Linked DNA regions of Homo sapiens: all the other regions are linked to region 3. Evidence: chromatin contacts called from ENCODE Hi-C or POLR2A ChIA-PET data. All regions are on one chromosome and are shown on one strand. The core of a region is the stretch at or near the end of the contact, and the rest is flanking DNA. Distances in the headings are between cores, read along the strand shown. Region 1 overlaps MAST2 (microtubule associated serine/threonine kinase 2). Region 2 holds the start of P3R3URF-PIK3R3 (P3R3URF-PIK3R3 readthrough). Region 3 overlaps P3R3URF-PIK3R3 (P3R3URF-PIK3R3 readthrough).

What was found. A loop is a pair of places that touch in the nucleus more often than their neighbours do. ChIA-PET counts read pairs that join two places held with the same protein, here RNA polymerase II (POLR2A). Pooled maps may share reads with other maps.
Region 1: POLR2A ChIA-PET joins it to region 3 with 11 read pairs in activated CD4-positive, alpha-beta T cell. The contact joins two enhancer-like sites. A Hi-C loop is called at or near these places in 1 of 50 pooled maps. POLR2A ChIA-PET finds 5 or more read pairs at or near these places in 2 of 52 experiments (H1 and activated CD4-positive, alpha-beta T cell).
Region 2: a loop to region 3 is called in a map of PC-3, with 7 times the contacts of the local background. The contact joins the promoter of P3R3URF-PIK3R3 here to the enhancer-like site in region 3. A Hi-C loop is called at or near these places in 5 of 168 maps with a recorded cell type or tissue (PC-3, heart right ventricle, left cardiac atrium and 1 more), 1 of 37 single-sample maps with no recorded cell type and 3 of 50 pooled maps. POLR2A ChIA-PET finds 5 or more read pairs at or near these places in 4 of 52 experiments (K562, PC-3, Panc1 and 1 more).

Annotation. Positions count from the first base shown.
Region 1 is chr1:46,025,397-46,029,924 of GRCh38, reverse strand. It overlaps MAST2 (microtubule associated serine/threonine kinase 2), which reads right to left. Exons shown (of 29, transcript NM_015112.3): 16 at 4,110-4,248; 17 at 2,062-2,194; 18 at 992-1,157; 19 at 358-459; 20 at 1-94. Among named protein-coding and RNA genes, the nearest start is that of PIK3R3, 100 kb to the left of the region's middle. Within about 2 kb of position 3,249, at least 2 of the 41 ENCODE cell types and tissues checked have a DNase peak (open chromatin) inside an H3K27ac peak, as active enhancers do.
Region 2 is chr1:46,175,177-46,179,286 of GRCh38, reverse strand. It overlaps P3R3URF-PIK3R3 (P3R3URF-PIK3R3 readthrough), which reads left to right and starts at 2,799. Exons shown (of 10, transcript NM_001303427.2): 1 at 2,799-3,059. The coding sequence starts at 2,816. It overlaps TSPAN1 (tetraspanin 1), which reads right to left. Exons shown (of 9, transcript NM_005727.4): 1 at 3,878-4,110. P3R3URF (PIK3R3 upstream open reading frame) reads left to right here and starts at 2,799. Exons shown (of 2, transcript NM_001328655.2): 1 at 2,799-3,059; 2 at 3,658-3,801. The coding sequence starts at 2,816. The coding sequence ends at 3,701.
Region 3 is chr1:46,100,344-46,104,853 of GRCh38, reverse strand. The region is part of intron 1 of P3R3URF-PIK3R3 (P3R3URF-PIK3R3 readthrough); the gene reads left to right. The region is part of intron 1 of PIK3R3 (phosphoinositide-3-kinase regulatory subunit 3); the gene reads left to right. Among named protein-coding and RNA genes, the nearest start is that of PIK3R3, 30 kb to the left of the region's middle. Within about 2 kb of position 1,658, at least 2 of the 41 ENCODE cell types and tissues checked have a DNase peak (open chromatin) inside an H3K27ac peak, as active enhancers do; they include PC-3, where a contact is called at or near this core.

The DNA.
Region 1 (4,528 bases), core at 2,000-4,499, 77 kb after region 3:
TCCAACTGAGGAATAAATTCAGCCTTCTGGCGGAGAAGTCCTGTCCAGTCCAGACCAGTAAAGAATGGGTGCTGCTTCACCTCATAGGCACTGCCTGTGGACAGGGAGGACATGGGCAAGGGGGTAGGATGAGCAGCATGGAGTCTAGGTCAGCAAATCTAGCAAGAAGCCAGACCTTCAGAAGCTATACCTAGGGGATCAGCTCAAGCATCTTCCCTTTTCTGCCTACAGAGCAGGGCAGAGTTTCAGGATCCAGAGGGGCTGCCCGTAACCGAAGCCTGAACCTCCAGGGTACATGACTCAGCCTCCCTTACCCCTTTTCCAAGTAGTGAGAAAAGTTAGCAGGGCCTGCCCTACCTGTGCCAAGTCTCTCCAGAGGGTTCTGGTGGAGCAGTTTGGAGGTGAGGTCCTGGGCGTCTGGGGGCAGTGCCTCATCACCCTCAGGCCACACAATCTCATCTGAAGTCATCAGGGGTGAGAGGGAAAGGAGAAATTGTGGGTAGAGTGGAGAGATGCAGAAGAGGGTCCCAGAACAGTGAAAGGAAAGGAGGCAAAAAGGACCCAGCCTGGAGCCCCTGAAAGCCTTGCCTGGGACCCCAGTCCTTAAATTCTATAGGTTCCTAGACCATAGCTTGATCTTTGATCCACAGCAGGCACTGCAAAGCTCTAGCTCACCCTGCTTTTATACTCCACAAAACATACACAGACGTACCCCTCACACTTATGGGATGTGCACATACACAGACAGGAACACCCAGGTGTATATGAGAGACCAGGTGTCTATGAGAGACATGTGAAGCCCCAAGGGACACAGTGTGCACATGTATGTACATGCAGAAACACAGAGACACCCATCCCCAAAGCAGCAGACATCACAAACACACATGATGAGTTCAGAACAAGAGCTCACAGGCCTCACGAGCTGCCTGCATACATCATATTTGTGGATTCAGACTCTGTTTCCCCACTGGGCCAGGGGCATAGTACCTACCACTGATCACCTGCCCAAAGAGCTCCTCCGGAGTATCTCCAAAAAAAGGGACGCAGCCCACCAGGAACTCATACAGGATAATGCCCATGGCCCACCAGTCCACTGGCTTCCCATAGCCCTGGCGCAGGATCACCTCAGGCGCAATGTATTCTGGGGTCCCGCATACCTGGGCACAGAAAAGCCAGGCTGGCTCAGCCTCCTGAGGCTGCTGACTGGCATGACAGCCGGAGATGGGGGATGCTCCCATCTCGAGCAGAAGAATCTCTGAATGAAGACTCAGCCCACCTTAGTTAATGAACAAGATCAACAGAAGCCCCAGGGAACAAGAGTCGGAACTGTCAGTAGGTATTTCCTAATTAACAAAAATGTCTCATTCTAGCCCGGAACTACCATCCCTTAAGCCCTCAACACCCACCTCTGGCATGTGATCCCACAATGGGCCTCTGCACTCCAGCCTCTAACAAAACAGACCCTATCAGTCATGTAACAACTACAGGGACCGGTGAACAGTCACAACCTGAAATGTCAAACCAGGGAACATCCAGAGGCTGCCTCTCAGGACACTGGGCCACAGCCCAATGGAAATTCAGAGCTGTGTTCCAAGAACCTCAGGCTCCAGGAGAGCCTTGCCCTTGATTCAGGCTGGGAGATTCAGGACTGATCTCATATGAAACTCTGTGCTAACAGTTATATGACCTATTTTCCCCAAACCCTGAGGAGGAAGATGACTTTGGATTTTATATCCATATGATTCTCAAGGCTCATCCTGTTTTCCAAATGTGCTACCTATCTCAGTGCCTCTCTGGAACCCAAAGGTAGAAAAGATAGGGGTTCCCAATCTTAACATCTAGCTACAAGGTAGGCATATGGCCCCAAGGCCTTATTCTAGGGCCTGGAATCTATGTATGTGTACACAAATGTAGAGATGGGGTCTCACTATGTTGCCCAGGCTGGCCTCAAGCGATCCTCCTGCCTCAGCCTCCCAAAGGGTTGGGATTACGGGCGTAAGACACTGCGCCAGGACAAGGGCCTAGAATTTAACCCCCAGTGTATCAACTACCCTTCCTTACCTGCTTGTCCAGGAATTCCCGGGCATCCTTTTCAATATGACCCTCATACAAGTTCGTTGTCAGACTCATGAGGCCAATTTTGGACAGTCCAAAGTCCGTGAGCTTGATGTGCCCCATGGATGTAATTAGGAGGCTGGAAGAACGAAGAAATAAAATTAAGAAGTTATTCCTGGTTTTCTGAGAGTACTGATTTTAGTATATGCCCAGTTTCCCCACTCAGGCTTCCATGGGGGTACTGTGAGACACAAGCTGGGTAGCTTCAGCTGGGGGGACAGGCAGGTGTGGACACGTAAATCGCTCTGGCTGTGTGAGTGCTGCATTCTGCACAAGCAACGAACCTGCCTTTTGCCCATTCCCACAACTCCATTTCTGCTTATTGCCCTAACTGTATTCTATGTTGGGGGCAGGAGTCATTCAGTTGAGGAACAGAGTTTCTTCTACAGAGCTGAGATCAGCCTCATCCTAAGGCAGCTGCTGGAGCCATTCCTAGTCCCCTCTCCCAATCTGAGTGGCCCATAATACTCCTGTTTCAGGGAGAGGGGCAGGGGGCACACATAATTTTGTTCCATGTCCATGGCTGGTCTTGGGAGGAGGGTTAGTTGGGAGAAACTAGAACTAAGATCCCTTTATATACTCTGCCTGAGCCACTCATTTTGTGCTGAAGGCTTTACCCTGCCACCCTTTTATTCTAATGATTCCCCAAATAGTACCTCTGGCTCTGACTTCCTTTTTGAGCTCCAGGCCTACCCAACTGCCCATGTGTCTTACAGGCTCCAGAAACTCAACCTGTCCAAAACAAAGTCATGCCTCCCAACTGGTTCCCCTCCTCAGTGAAAAACAATAATTTTGGTTATCTGTTGAGCTCTGTGCTAAGTGCTTTAAAAATATTCTGGCCCCTGAAATGTTTTCTAGAGTAACACATCAAAGGTAGGTGTAATTATTCCCTATATTAGAAAGGAGGAACGTGAGGGTCAGGGAAACTTTAATTAGTAGACTCAAACTCAGACTTAATAAGCAGAAGAGTGGCCATTTGAATTCAGGTCTGTCTTATGTCAAAGCCACTTTCTTCCACAGAGGCTTATCACCCTGCACCAGTCCCAAGCTGGAAATCTGGAACACATCCCAGCCTCTTCTGTTCCCTCACTTCCCTTCCTACCCCCACCCCAGCCTGATCCTCTTTCCTTTATACTTCCCCACACTACCCCTCTTCTTTCTATCCTGACTCCCTGTTCTGCTGCAGGCATTGCTGTCTTTCCCTGGTCTCGGTATCTCTTTGGCAGTGGTCTCAGTGTCTCTTTTCACCGGCAGAGTGAGCTTTCTAAACCTGAACCATAATCTGGGCATGCCATTCTATCATATCTTTGGTTAGCAGACCCTTCCAAGACTCTCTAGGCCCCTTTAGAATAAAACCCAAATATAACAAAAGGGCCCTTGATGAACTAGTTCCTGCCTCTCTCTCTAGCCTTTTCTCTTACTACTCTCTCACCATCTAAGCTGTCGCCATATTGCACTATTTGTAGTTCCTGAACAAGTGCTGTTCTCTTGCACCTGTGTGACTCTGCACATTCTGCTCTCCTGCTTTAGAAAGCAGGTCTTCCTTTTTCCACTTGACTAATACCCTCTGAGAAGAAGCCTATATACATATATTTCTGTCTCCCACTGTAGACTTAAGTTCTACATGCCAGGGACTACATTTAAAAACCCACAATATAGTGCTGGCACAGAGTAGATGTCAGTAAACGTCAGGACACTTGTTTAGCCATCTACTAGATGTGCTTATTCTTTTGTTCTTGCTTGGTTTCTTCAGTGGGGCTCCTCAATGACTCTTCCATGTCACCGAAGCCTTATAGTGTTCCAGCCAGACCTTGAGGCAATGATCTGCATCTGGGGTGGTCGGGGGGCTAGAGAACTAGGCCCAGATGGACACACACAGGAGCATGTTTTCCCGGTAGCCATCTGGATAGATTTAGAGCTACTGTGCTTGCCAACATTTTATCTGGAGACCCAAGAGGGAGACCCTGGACAAGGGACACAGACTGTGGACATACTTGTCAGGCTTGAGGTCACGGTGCACGATGCCATAGTTGTGTAAGTACTCCAGGGCCAGCACAGTTTCCGCAAAGTATAGACGCACCATGTCCACAGGCAGGGCCCCAATATTCTTCAGCAGAGTGGCACAGTCTCCCCCTGCAACAAGCCCAGGCTACCATGAGGAAAGGATTCAGTTCCCTGCTCTAGCTAGCCAGCTCCCATCTGGCAGTTTCTGAGGTCCCAGAGGAGACAGCTTCATGGAATATCCTGGTGCTGGAGACTCTGATTCTAGCCCCTTTGCTGCTGGCATGGGTGGGAGACAGGGTGATATGGTTTGGCTGTGTCCCCACCCATAGCTCATCTTGAATTGCAGCTCCCATAATTCCCATGTGTTGTGGGAAGGGACCTGGAGGGAGATAACTGAATCATGGAAGTG
Region 2 (4,110 bases), core at 1,550-4,049, 73 kb before region 3:
GGTTGGAGTGTAGTGGCAACATCACAGCTCACTGCAGCCTTGACCTCCTGAGCTCAAATGATCCTCAGCCTCCCAAGTAGCTGGGACCACAGGTATTTGCCGGCACTCAAGCAAATTTTTTTTTTTTAAACAGATGAGGTCTTGCTATGCTATCCAGGCTGGTCTTGAACTGGGCTCAAGTAATCCTCTGCCTCAGCCTCCCAAAGTGATGGGATTACAGGCATCAGCCACTGTGCCTAGCTGAGGAAGTGGATTTCTAAGTTTGTTTTGTTTTTATAGTGAAAGGAGGCAGCTGAAGAGACAGAAGAGAGAGGGGCTAATAGTATTACAGACTACACTAATAATACTGATCTTATTTTAAATGTCTTGCATATATTAAGGCTTTTTTTCCTCTTCACAACCATCCCATGAGATAGACTTTCTGATCTCCATTTTTAAATATGGGGAAATAGAAGCACCAAAGGGTCAGGTACTTGCCATGATCACAAAGCCTGTAAGTGGCAGAGCCAGGATTCAATCCCAGTTAGTCTGGCACCAGAGTCTACATCTTAACCACCAAGCAGACTGTCTACACTGATGGAATCTCTAAAGAGGCAGACAAGGCTGGCTTCCATAAAGAGCAAGGGAAGAGGCCTTGGTCTGACCTGAGGAAGAGGAGGAGCAGGGGCAGGTCGGTTTATAGTTACAGTTGCTAGAAGTTGGTGGAAGCAAGGTCATATTTTAAGACTGAGGATGGCAAGAGTAGAGGCTGGAGGAGGGGATGGGGGAAAGATGAGGTTTGTGAGGGTGGTACTAAGGGTGCCACAGAGTCCTCCACAAACAGAAAGGAGGATGAAGTTGGGAAGGGGGCATTTGAGGAGCAGAGTAAGGGGGAAAGGAAGAAGGGACTGAGGAGTGGAAGGAGAAGGAGAAGGTCTATTTTTTTTTTTTTTGACAGAATCTCACTCTGTTGCCCAGGCTGGAATGCAGTGGCGCAATCTTGGCTCACTGCAACCTCCGCCTCCCAGTTTCAAGCGATTCTCCTGCCTCAGCCTCCTGAGTAGCTGGTATTATAGGTGCACACCACCACACCCAGCTAATTTTTGTATTTTTAGTAGAGACAGGGTTTCACCATGTTGACCAGGCTGCTCTCGAGCTCCTGACCTCAAGTCATCCACCCACCTCGGGCTCCCAAAGTGCTGGGATTACAGGCGTGAGCCACCGCACCTGGAACCTTTCTGTTTCATTCTCAGGAAGAATTGGGACCAGATTACATTCATCTATGGCCCTGGTGCTTGGCACATAAGAAGTTGTCAGTGAACATTTCCTGAGTGAATGAGTGCAGAATAATGAGAGTTAAGTGCTCTGGGTTTTGGATCTTGATCATCATGGATTTGCTTCCTGCCTGCCTCTAATTGTGTGACTTCACCTCACTGAGCCCCAGTTTCCTTATACAGTGGATCCTCCTTATTCACAGATTCCATACCTGTGAATTTGCCTGCTTACTGAAATTTATTTGTAATTCCCAAACCAGTACTTGTGGTACTTTTGCAGTCATTCATGGACATGAGCAGAAAGGCAAAAAATTTCAGCCGTCCAACACACGTATTTCCAGCTGAGGTCTGTTGAGCAAGAGGACTCTCTGTCTTCTTATTTCAGTTTTCATAGAGTAAACAAATGTGCTTTTTGGTGGTCTATTTAGTGACGCATATTCTCACATTTTTTGGTGTTTTTTGCTGGTGATTTTACTGTCTAAAATGGTCCCCAGTTGTAGTGCTGAAGTGCTCTCTAGTCTTTCTAAGTGCAAGAAGGCTGTGATGTGCCTTATAGGGGAAATATGTGCTTTAGATAAGTTTCATTCAGGCACAAGTTATAATGCTGTTGGCTGTGAGTTCAATGTCAATGACTCAAATATAGATAGATAGTTAGATAGATAGATAGATAGATAGATAGATATATTTTTTTTTTTTTTGAGACAGAGTTTCACTCTTGTTGCCCAGGCTGGAGTGCAATGGTGCAATCTGGGCTCACTGCAATCTCCACCTCCTGGGTTCAAGCTATTCTCCTGTCTCAGCCTCCTGAGTAGCTGGGACTACAGGCACCCACCACCACACCCAGCTAATTTTTGTATTTTTAGTAGAGATGGGGTTTTGCCATGTTAACCAGGCTAGTCTTGAACTCCTGACCTCAGGTGATCTGCCCACCTCGGCCTCCCAAAGTGCTGGGATTACAGGCTTGAGCCACCATGCCTGGCCAACAATATATATTAAATAAGGTGTCTCCACACATAAAATCAGGTTATATGTATAGATCAGTTGACAAAAATATTGTGACCAGAGGGTTTCAGGAACCTAACCTTGCATTTACCCTTTGTTCAGTATTTAGTGTTTGTGGCGACTTTATAGAACATTACTGGGAATAATGAGAATTGACTGTATATAAATAGGTATAATGATGGCATATCCTTGTAAAGTAGCTGAGATTAAATGAGATAACGTTGGTAAAGTGCTCAGCACAGTGTCTGGCACGTAGTAAGTGCTCAAAAAACATTGTTAATATTGTTACTATATGGATAAGTGAGAAAGTGAGGAAGTGAGTTCCGCCTCTAGGGCCTCTTTTCCCAAGGGGCCAAACTGAGGCTGTCTGGCTCTTGGGCTGGCTTTTAGGCCAGACCCAATAAAGAAGATTGTGAAGGAGCCTGACCCATGAGGAGGGGCCAGGGCCCACGACTTGTAATAAAGGGCCCTGCCCTTATGCAGACTTTGTATGTCATAGAGGCCTCAGCTACCCTGGCCAACAGCACCCCCCAGGCACACTGCAGAAGCTCCCTGTGCCCATGGGGCCATCTCGGCTTGTCCGTGGCCCTCGGCCCCAGGGCATGCGTTCCCCCTACCGCAGGCCAGGTATGGGCTGGCCCAGGCCCCGATTTCCCAGGATGTTCAAGTGTAGCCGCAGAAGATATCAACAGGGTCTCCGAGGTCGAACTGCCAGCAGTGCAGCCATCAATCCTGCCACCAGGGCCATGGGTATCAACAACACCCACACTGACACCACCATAGTGTGGATCTTCCCACCTCAAGGTTAGCCAGGGGGCCTGTGAGCCAGGGTGGGGTTTTAAAAAACAGAGCCACTAGGCTGGGTGCGGTGGCTCATGCCTGTAATCCCGGCACTTTGGGAGGCCAAGGCGGGCAGATCACAAGGTCAGGAGATCGAGACCATCCTGGCTAACACGGTGAAATCCCATCTCTACTAAAAATACAAAAAAAAATTAGCCGGGCGTGGTGGCACACGCCTTTAGTCCCAGCTACTTGGGAGGCTGAGGCAGGAGAATTGCTTGAACCCGGGAGGCAGAGGTTGCAGTGAGCCAAGATCGCGCCACTGCACTCCAGCCTGGGTGACAGAGCTAGACTCTGTCTCAAGAAAAAAAAAAAAAAACCAGAGCCAGTGAAGATTTCCCTACCTGGTTCTGTTTAGGCACGCCAAAGGATGATCTCTGTGAAATAGCACCCCTACATATATGGGGGACTCCTGATGGCAGGCACCCCAAAGTGCTGACAGCCTTAATGGAGGATGGATTGGCTGGAAGCAGAGGGTTTGGGGAGGGGCTGAATCCAAGAGGCAGGGAACTTCCAGAACTGCTTCCTTCCTCAAACTCTTCCCTCTCCTTCCTCTCCTCAGTTCTCAGACATCTCAGGCAACCTGGGATTTTTCTGATCCTCTAGAAGTGCCCAGAAGCTAGCCCAGAAGCTTGGTTTGCCCTGGACCTGCATCTCCTAGGGGCCGTGTGGGTGGTGAACAACAAATACAGTCATTCTGCTCAAACTGCCTTATTCCACACAGAGGTGTTAACCAGCTGACTATGCAGGGCGTGAGGGGAGGGTTATGGCTGAATACTTACAGGGAAAGGCTTCAGTGACCGCAGCAGGGATCATAGTTTAAGACAGCAGGAGGACAGGACAAGGTCAGCAACATAGACCATCTTTGGTCTCAGCTCTTGATCTGCCCCATGAAGTAGGGGCTCTCTTGCCTTACACTCCTAACTGCACAGGGAGAAGGGTCTCTGTAAACATCTTGGAAGGTATTGGGAGGCACAGATCAGAGAGGGATAGGATGAAAGACTGAACCCTGAGA
Region 3 (4,510 bases), core at 409-2,908:
CGGGTTCAAGTTCCCTGCCTTAGCTTCCTGAGTAGCTGGGATTACAGGCGCTTGCCACCATGCCCAGCTAATTTTTTTGTAATTTTTAGTAGAGACAGGGTTTCTCCATGTTGGTCAGGCTGGTCTCGAACTCCTGACCTCAAATGATCCACCTGCCTCAGCCTTCCAAAGTGCTGGGATTACAGGTGTGCGCCACTGTGCCTGGCCATTAGTGCATTTTCAACCAAGGGAAACATTGTGAAGGTGAAGATAGAACTGTGGTAATGCAACTGCTGCTTTGGTGCAAATTCTTATGATTGTAATCTGTCTCGTTTGTAGATGTTTCATTTAATGGATTATGGCTTCAAATGGGTATTTGATACTTTCTGATAGGATTTACATGGTAACTACACAGAATTAAATATTAGACAATTTAGTGAGCTATGAAAAGATAGCTTTAATAGGGAAAGCACTTTTTAAAAATAACTAAGCAAATCTTACCAAAACTGACTTGAAAAGAAGTTGAAAATCTTTTTAATTTTGTCACCATAAAAGAAATTTAATTAGTGATTTAAAAAATCTACCAGAACAATTCTAGGCCCGTACGATTTCCTTTTTTTTATCATTGCAGTTTTAAAAAACTTCATGTCCAGGCGTGGTGGCTCACGCCTGTAATCTCAACACTTTGGAAGTCCGAGGCGAGTGGATCACCTGAGGTCAGGAGTTTGAGACCAACCTGGCCAACATAGTGAAACTCTGCCTCTACTAAAAATACAAAAAAAACTAGCCAGGCATGGTGGTGCATCCTGTAATCCCAGCTATGCAGGAGGCTGAGGCAGGAGAATTGCTTGAACCCGGGGAGCAGAGGTTGCAGTGAGCTGAGATCACGTCACTTCACCCCAGCTTGGGCAAAAGAGTGAGACTCCATCTCAAAAAAACAACAAAAAAAAGACCTTCACATAATATAAAATATACCATCATGGCCGGGCGTGGTGGTTCATGCCTGTAATCCCAGCACTTTGGGAGGCCGAGGCAGGTGGATCACAAGGTCAGGAGTTTGAGACCAGCCTGGCCAACATGGTGAAACCCCATCTGTACTAAAAATACAAAAAATTAGCTGGGCGTGGTGGCAGGCACCTGTAATCCCAGCTACTTGGGAGGCTGAGGCAGGAGAATCACTTGAACCTGGGAGGTGGAGGTTGCAGTGAGCCGAGATCGTGCTATTGCACTTAAGCCTGGACAACAGTGCAAGACTCTGTCTGTAAATAAGTAAATAAATAAATAATACCATCATAAACTTTTTTTGAGGCGGAGTCTCGCTCTTGTTGCCCAGGCTAGAGTGCAGTAGCACGGTCTTGGCTCATGCAACCTCCACCTCCCGGGTTCAAACAATTCTCGTGCCTCAGCCTCCTGAGTAGCTGGGATTACAGGCACCTGCCACTGTGCCTGGCCAATTTTTTGTATTTTAGTAAAGACGGGGTTTCACCATGTTTCCCAGGCTGGTCTCCAACTCTGGAGCTCAGGCAGTCTGCCTTCACAAAGTGCTAGGATTACAGGTGTGAGTCACCGTGCCTGGCCCATCATAACCATTTTCAAGTGTATTGTTAAGTGATACTAAGCATATTAACATTGTTTTGAAGCAGATCTCCAGATTTCATCTTGCACATCTGAAACTCTGTACCCATTAAACAGTGACTCGTCGTTTCCCCTATCACGCAACCCCTGGTAACCAACCTTTACTTTGTTTCTATGATTTTGTCTACTTCAGTTACCTCGTATAAGTAAGTGGGATCATGCAATATTTGTCTTTGGCTTATTTCACTCAGTATAATGTCTTCAAGTTTCAGTTATATTGTAGCATATGAAAGGATTTTCTTCCTTTTTAAGGCTGAATAATATTCCCTTTATGTATATACCACATTTTGTTTATCCATTAATCTGTTGATAGACTTTGGGTTGCTTCCACCTCTTAGCTATTGTGAATGGTGCTCCTGTGAACATAGGTCTGCTACTATAATGTCTCTTTGAGACTCTGCTTTCAGGTTTTTTTTTTTTTTTTTTTTTTTTTTTTAAGATATATACCCAGAATAAGAAGGATTGCTGGATCATATGGTATTTTAAAAATTTTTTTTGAGGAACCTCCATACTGTTTTCCATAGCAGTTGCACCATTTTACAATCTCACCAACAGTGCTCAAGGGTTCCAGTTACTCCACTTCCTTACCAACACTCTTCTTTTCTTTCTTTTTTCTTTTAGTAGCCATCTTAATCCGGCCCATATAGATTTATAAATGAGTTCTACCAAACATTTATAGACAATCATAATTTCATATAAATTCTTCCTAAATCAAGAAAAAGAAGAAACATTCTCATTCTCATTTAAGTATTTAATGGGTTATTCTAAGATAAATACTGTATAAAAAGCTAAAGATAATTTGCTGATATATATGAAATAAGGTTGTTGGATCCAAGACCACTATACAGTTGGATTCCTTTATACAAGTAGCAGATAACAAATGTAATTTTTAAAAAGCTTTATTGAGATATAATTCACATACCATACAAATCACCAATTTTAAGTATACAATTCAGGCCGGGCGCTGTGGCTCACGCCTGTAATCCCAGCACTTTGGGAGGCCGAGGCGGGCGGATCACGAGGTCAGGAGATCGAGACCATCCTGGCTAACACGGTGAAACCCCGTCTCTACTAAAAATACAAAAAATTAGCCGGGCGAGGTGGTGGGCGCCTGTAGTCCCAGCTACTCGGGAGGCTGAGGCAGAAGAATGGCGTGAACCCCAGGGGGCGGAGCCTGCAGTGAGCCGAGATTGCGCCACTGCACTCCAGCCTGGGCGACAGCGAGACTCCGTCTCAAAAAAAAAAAAAAAAAAAAAAAAGTATACAATTCAATGTTTTGATACATTACATTGTTAATTTTTTAAAGTTATAAAATACGAATGACAAAATTTTTCATTTTAACTGTTTGAAGTGTACAATTCAGTGGCATTAATTACTTTTACAGTGTTGTGCAGCTGTATTCATCTTCCATATAGAAACTCTATAACCATTAAGCAATAACTCCCTCATTCTCCCTTCACTTTCAGCTCCTGGTAAATTCTGTTCAACTTCCTGTATGAATTTGCCTATTCTAGATATTTCATGTAAATTGAATCATACAATATTTGTCCTTTTGTGTCTTCTTATTTCATTTAGCATAATGTTGGTGTTCATCCATATTGCGGCATGTATCAGAACGTTACTCATTTTTATGGCTGAATAATACCGCATTGTACATATAGACCACATTTTGTTTATTCAGTCATCTGTTGGTGGACATTTGGGTTTTTTTTGTGTTGTTGTTTGTTTGCTTCTTTGAAACAGAGTCTTGCTGTGTTGCAAGGCTGGAGTGCAGTGGCGTGGTCTGGGCTCACTGCAACCTCCGCCTCCAGGTTCAAGCGATTCTCCTGCCTCAGCCTCCCTCAGCCTCCCGAGTAGCTGTGACTACAGGCGCATGCCACCACACCCAGTTACTTTTTTTGTATTTTTAGTAGAGATGGGGTTTCACCATGTTGGTGAGGATGGTCTCCATCTCTTGACCTTGTGATCCGCCCACCTCAGCCTCCCAAAGTGCTGGGATTACAGGCGTGAGCCACCACGCCCAGCGCACTTGGGATGTTTTTACAAATTTTTTTTTTTTTTTTTTTTTGAGACGGAGTCTTGCTTTGTTTCCCAGGCTGGAGTGCAGTGGTGTGATCTCAGCTTGCTGCAACCTCTGCCTTCTGGGTTCAGACGATTCTCATGCCTCAGCCACCCGAGTAGCTGGGATTACAGATGTGCCACCACACCCAGCTAATTTTTGTATTTTTAGTAGAGACAGTGTTTTGCCATGTTGACTAGGCTAGTCTTGAACTCCTAGCCTACCTCAGCCTCCCAAAGTGCTAGGATTACATGCATGAGCCACAGTTCCTGGCCTACAAAATATATTTTTAAAAAGATACTCATTATAGCAGCAACAGCTACAATGACAACAATTGAAAGGTACCAGTGAACAAAATCAGCAAAAGATGCACATGACTTTTTATGTTGAAAAGTATACAATTTCCATTAAAAGACATGAGAAGAGATGTAATTGGGATACCATATTAACTGATAGGAAGACCCAGTGACATAAACATGTCAGTTCTTTCCAAATTAATTTATAAGTTCAATACACTTCTGTTTAATATAATGACAGGGTATTTCATATAACTTGACAAGCTCTAAAATGTATGTAGGAGAGTAAACTGTCAAGAAAAATTAGGAAGGAGCACTTAGTCTTTCACATAGCATTATTTATAAAGCCATATTATTAATATTTAAGGCAATGTGGTATTGGCACAGGATAGACCAACCTCTGGGAAGAATAAAGAGCCCAGAAATAGAACCCCCGAATATAAAGAAACTTAATACATGACAGTGAGCATTGAAGATGAGTAAGGAGATGATGGACTGACTAAACAGTAAATGATAATGGAACAATTGGTTATTTATATGG